Linked DNA regions of Homo sapiens: region 1 is linked to region 2. A link is a loop called in an ENCODE intact Hi-C map of the cell type or tissue named here. Cell type or tissue: dorsolateral prefrontal cortex. All regions are shown on one strand. Links, peaks and the distances in the headings refer to the core of each region. The heading gives the core; the rest is flanking DNA.

The links. A loop is a pair of places that touch in the nucleus more often than their neighbours do. Peaks named below come from ENCODE experiments on the same cell type or tissue, not always from the same donor. Only the 100,000 strongest peaks of a DNase experiment are listed, where the experiment ranks them.
Region 1: a loop joins it to region 2, with 2.2 times the contacts of the local background. A loop is called at or near these places in 1 of 110 quality-filtered maps.

What each region holds. Positions count from the first base shown.
Region 1 is chr5:62,153,364-62,156,287 of GRCh38, forward strand. No RefSeq gene overlaps it. Among named protein-coding and RNA genes, the nearest start is that of KIF2A, 150 kb to the right of the region's middle. In dorsolateral prefrontal cortex, for the core only: no CTCF peak of the experiment used is centred there; no DNase peak of the experiment used is centred there.
Region 2 is chr5:62,204,784-62,207,707 of GRCh38, forward strand. No RefSeq gene overlaps it. Among named protein-coding and RNA genes, the nearest start is that of KIF2A, 100 kb to the right of the region's middle. In dorsolateral prefrontal cortex, for the core only: no CTCF peak of the experiment used is centred there; a DNase peak (open chromatin) is centred at 1,598.

The DNA.
Region 1 (2,924 bases), core at 242-2,741, 51 kb before region 2:
TCCTTTTCTATACAATGGGATTATTAATAATAATGCAACAACAAGTTATTGTTTAAAAGTAAGGGTTGCATGACTGAAACCTGGCAACATTTTGTAAAGCCTATCAGGATACATTAGAAGCTGTAGGTAATGCTTTAGCCTGTTTTGTAAAGACTCACATGAATCCAACAAGAACAGCAATCACCAACTGAAAATTGACCCCCCCCCCCCCCCCACACACACACACACATAGACACTCAATTTTCAGCCACAGTCTTAATTTGAAGAGCTTCAACTTCATTTTAAGGGAAGAGAAGTCTCATCTTAATAATCCTGGATTTATCTTTGTAAACATTTTTGTAAACCTTGGTAAAAATTATTTCCAAATAGCAATACTAACTTACATTTGTGGATTGCATTAGCATTAATCATGTGCTTTTATTTTTTACTTTTTAAAACTTTTATTTCAGGTTGAGGGGCAAATGTGCAGGTTTGTCATACAGGTAAACTCATATCATGGGGGTTTATTGTACAGATAATTTCATCACCCAAGTACTAAGCCTAGTACCCAATAGTTAATTTTTCTGATCCTCTCCCTCTTCCCACTCTCCACCCACAGGTAGGTCTCAGTGTCTGTTGTTCCACCTTTTGTGTCCATGTGTTCTCATCATTTAGCTCCCACTTATAAATGAGAACATGCGATATTTTGTTTTCTGTTCCTGTGTTAGCTTGCTAAAGATAATGGCCTCCAGCTCCATCTGTGTTCCTGCAAAGAACATGATCTCATTCTTCTTATGGATGCATAGTATTCCATGATGTATATGTACCACATTGTATTAGTCTGTTTCCATGCTGCTGATAAAGACTTACCCGAGACTGGGCAATTTACAAAAGAAAGAGGTTTAATTGGACTCACAGTTCCATGTGGCTGGGGAGACCTCATAATCATGGCAGAAGGCAAGGAGAAGCAAGTCATATCTTACATGGAGGGCAGCAGGCAAAGAGAGCTTGTGCAGGGAAACTCCTTTTATAATACCATCAGATCTCATGCAACTTATTCATTATCACGAGAACAGCATGTGAAAGACCCGCCCCATAATTCAATCATCTCCCACCGGGTCCCTCCCGCAACACATGGGAATTATGGGAGCTACAAGATGAAATTCGGGTGGGGACACAGAGCCAAACCATATCACACATTATCTCTATTCAGTCTACCATTGATGGGCATTTAGGTTGATTCCATATCTTGGCTATTGTGAATAGTGCTGCAATGAACATGTGCATGCATGTGTCTTTATGACAGAACAGTTTATATTCTTTTGGGTATATATCCAGTAATGGAATTGCTGGGTGGAATGTTTTTAGCTCTTTGAGGAATTGCCACACTGCTTTCCACAATAGCTGAGCTAATTTACACTCCCACCAACAGTGTATAAGCATTCCATTTTCTCTGAAATCTCACCAGCATCTGTTATTTTTTGACTTTGTATTAATAGCCATTCTGACTGGTGTGAGATGGCATCTCATTGTAGTTTTGATTTGTATTTCTCTATTGATCAGTGATACTGAGCTTTTTATCACATGCTTGTTGGCCACATGTATGTCTTCTTTTGAAAAGTGCCTGTTCATGTCTTTTGCCCATTTTTTAATGGGGTTGTTTGTTTTTTTCTTGTAAATTTGCTTTAATGTACATGATTTAACTTGATCCTTATCCTACCTTGAAGGTAGTTAGAGATGAACATTCTTACTACCTGCCACTAGAGCCCTATTGGAAAAGTGAGCACACTAAGGCTAAGGGAGATAAGTATGGCACTTGGAACACACATTACTCTTTTGGTTGGCAAACCTGGGTGGGCAACTAGCAGGCCCACCGCTTGCTGGTGTAAAGGTCTTGGAGGAAATTTCTGATTATCTCTGAGCCTCCAAGGAAAAATTAGTGGACTTACAAATGGGGCCAGTTGCGTACCTGCTGTCTCTCAGCCCTGCATCCACCCTTATCTATTCTGTTGCTGTATGGGCCTGGAGCTAGAAACCTACATCCCTTATTTCCCAGGCTCCCTGGCCTCTTACTTTCTATAAGTCTGCAATATTAGAGGGAGGGAGCAGGGGTGAAGATGTCCATCTTTCTTGCCCTGGCTGCAGGTTTGGAGGTGACTGCCTCCCTTCTGTGATTCTGACTCCTGCAGTGGGCTCCTCTCCATGGATCCAGCCCAGCAGCAAGTAATGTCCCTGGATTCTAGTAAATTTACCTCCTCCCTTCTCTTCCCCAACCCTGGAAGTGAGACTGATTCCTGAAGTAACTAATTTTCTGGGTGTGACCTCTTCTTTTTAATTGCTCTCCCAGCACCTAATCCTTCCACTTGCTCTTATAGCCCATCCAAAACATGTGTAACCAATTTCTTGCATTAAACTTCTTCAGTGTGAAATATCTAGAGTCAGCTCAGTTTTTCTAAATGCACCCTGACAAATACACAGAAGAAGCTAACACAAGAACTGCCACAGAGTTAGTGTGTAAACATCTAAATAATTCCAAATAAAAGGTTTTGCCATGTTGTATTGAGAACCAAAAGTATAATTCACTCTCCCATTGCCCTACCATTGGAGCTTTGTGTTAGGTGTGATCACCATGTGAGAATTGTCTTCAATCACAAAATGCTTCCAAATATCAAGAAGTTTAAGATTTTTATTAATGATGCATGTACCGATTTAATGTAATTTCCAAAACAAGGATGACAAAAATACTGACCTACCTCATAGAGCTGGTTGGAACAACAAATTAGCTCTCATAAAAACACTTCAACCACCTAAAGTACCTCATAAAAGTTTATTATGAGTAGTAATACTAACAGTTAAACATATAATGATAGGCATCAAATGGGCACGCTCCACAAGCTGATGGTGTTTTAAATTCTCTTTACGATCTCACACTTGTTTAGCAGTTC
Region 2 (2,924 bases), core at 181-2,680:
AAGTATTATAAAGAGGAAGGAAAGAGACGAATTAAGACTTAAAGTCATTATCAAGATAAAAACAGGTTCAGAAAATGTAATCTGAATTTATGGCCCCTGAACCCACTACTGCTGCCTCTGGAAGCTTCATTCCCTGTGGCCAGTGCCAGCTCCACCAGTGGGTTCCCGGTGGCCTCTGCTTCCATGCATTTCTAACTTCCGATGCCAAGTCTGGTGCAGATGTGTCAGGCTGGGGGATCCTGCAGCCAAGGAAGACAAGGAAATCGTATTGGAAGAGAAGAAAGGAAGTTCTGAGCCTAATTCCCTGGAACTGGAACAAATGTGAACAATGAAAAAGTCCGAAGAGGGAACACGCTTGTGGTTCATGGAGCGAACAGAGTAACAGTGTCAAAGTCCTCCCTCAGATGTGCACCACAGCCTGTTTTTAACATGAGGCTAGTTCCCCATTTACCCCACCAGAGTCCATTCTATTTCTATCTGCTTTTCTACCTGAGTTTCTCCTTTGTGGCAAGACCGTATGTTCTTGAAATTTGTCCTCTGACCTCTGCCCCCAAACAACATATAGCTTCATTTGAGGGTTTCTAAGAGACTTTTGCTAAAGATTTCAGAGGATAACAAGATAATAAATGCTACTGATCTGTTGTTTGTCAGTAGAATGAGCCTGCCTCACCTTTTTGGTAGTGTTTTTGCTCATATTAACACATCTCTCTTAGACTTTGATTATGAAGTCAGCTGCTAAAAGCCAATCTATCCATCTTTCTATTGCTGGTCCAGTTTCTAACTTCCCCTTCAAGCCATCTTTTCTCTAGCCTCAGCCCTTCTGGTTTGAGTTACAACATTAACACCAATGGGGAGAATTGGCTTATATACAGACTCATTAAGTTTCAGAGCAAGCTTCAGACCTGTCCCTCCCATCTCACTGTCTTCTTAATTCAAAGTCATTTCCTAAGAAACGTCATCGAAGGTAAGAAAAGTATAGTTGGTCACCAACGTGAATGTAGAGGTTTTAGAGAATAGAAGCAAGCGGCTGAATACAAAAGTGGTTCTGCAAGTCAGCTGACAGCAGTGATGAGCTTAAGGTCAAAAGAGATGTTGCTAAGAAATTGCGATAAAGAGACACTGGTCTTAATGTGGCAGAGAAACAACGCCTCCTCCATCACTGGGTGAGGAAAGGAAATGACCTCAAATGATACAGTTTTGAGGAGGTGATATCAAAAAGTAAAAACAAAGTATATCCATCAAAGTTTTTAGTTTCAATACACATTAATCAACTCTGGGGTAATTTGCATAGAAAAGGAATTTATTAAAAGATAATTGGTAATTCACATAATCTCCCACAAAGTTGGAGAATCTGACGTGAAGCCACACTTCCAGAAACAATGTTCTCAATCTCACTGCACACAATTGGTTCTGGGAAGACTCCAGTGCCCCAGTGCCGTATATTTTACCTGGCTGTCCCTGCCAACACCAAACACACCAGACACACTGCTGAACCATCCTGGATGCCATGAGGGCCAATCTCCAAGGACACTTCCGGCCCCTCAACCCACTGCTGCTGCCTCTGGAAACTACATTTGCTGCTGTCAGCACTAGCTCCACCTAATGGGTTCCTGGTGGCTCTGCTTCCGTGCAGCTCTAGCTTCCAATGCAAAGTCTGGTGCAGACGCATCTGGCTGGGGGAACTTGCAACACGAGCCCATACCCTAGATCCAAGGGACACTGGGAAGATACCATCCAGCGTTTTTAGCTTCTACAGTAGACAGTGGGCCAAAGGTAAAAAACATCCACACCAGAGGTCAAAAAGAATGTGTGGACGGGTTGAAAGTATCAGAGTTGGTTGACACTGGCAGAGGAGTCCCGTAAGATTGAGTGAAAAGGAACAGTAAAGTCAGATCCTGAGCCCTAGGATAGGTAAGGAGTTGAGCTGAATGTGGAGAGAGAGAGATAAGAAGGGAATAATTTTTTCTAACCTTTATTTAAAAAGCGTTTTCTGATTAAAGAAAATAAATGTTCATTATAAATAAAAGTGCTAAAAAGTTCAAAAAAGCAAGTGAAAGTGATCCATAATCCACCAACCTCATCTTATTGCTGTTACCATTTTAACTATTTTCTACATATTTTTCTGTGACTATACAGGTCATAATCTACATAATATTTTCCTTGTGTTTTTTCACAAATTATGATTTTTATGACTACTTAAAATTCCATTATCTGGCTGCACCATCATTTTTGTCATATCACATATTTTTCCTTAAATTTTTAGAAGTAAAATAAGTAGGTTAAAAGGAGTCTAAATATTGACACATATTGTCTCCTTACTGCAAAAATAGTATGCATTTCTCATGATATATTTTTGAATATTTCATTTCTCTAAAATTTCACTAATACTATGTATAATCACTTTTTAACTCTTCATAGGTAAAAAATTATCCCATTTTTATTTTGTATTTATTTGATCATAAGTAAGGCTTTATGACTTTTACCACATACATATATAAATTGTCATGTCTTTTCCTCTTTCTCCTTTCGAAAATACATTTCTGGCTGGGTGCAATGGCTCACATTTGTAATCCTAGCACTTTGGGAGGCCAAGGCAGGAAGATCACTTGAGACCAGCCTGGGTGACATGGTGAGACCCCATCCCTACAAATTAAACAATTACCCAGGCACAGCAATGTGCACCTGTAGTCCTAGCTACTTGGGAGGCTGAAGCAGGAGGATCTCTTGAGCCCAGGGTTCAAGGCTGCAGTGAGCTATGATAGCACCACAACACTCCAGCCTGGGTGACAGAGAAACACTGTCTCTAAAAAGAAAAAAAAAAGCGAATACATTTCTTTTTTATTGATTTATAAGATTTCTTGGTATAGTAAGAATATAAATCCTTTGTCAAGTAGGTTTAAAATTTTTTTTAAGTTTTCATTTAT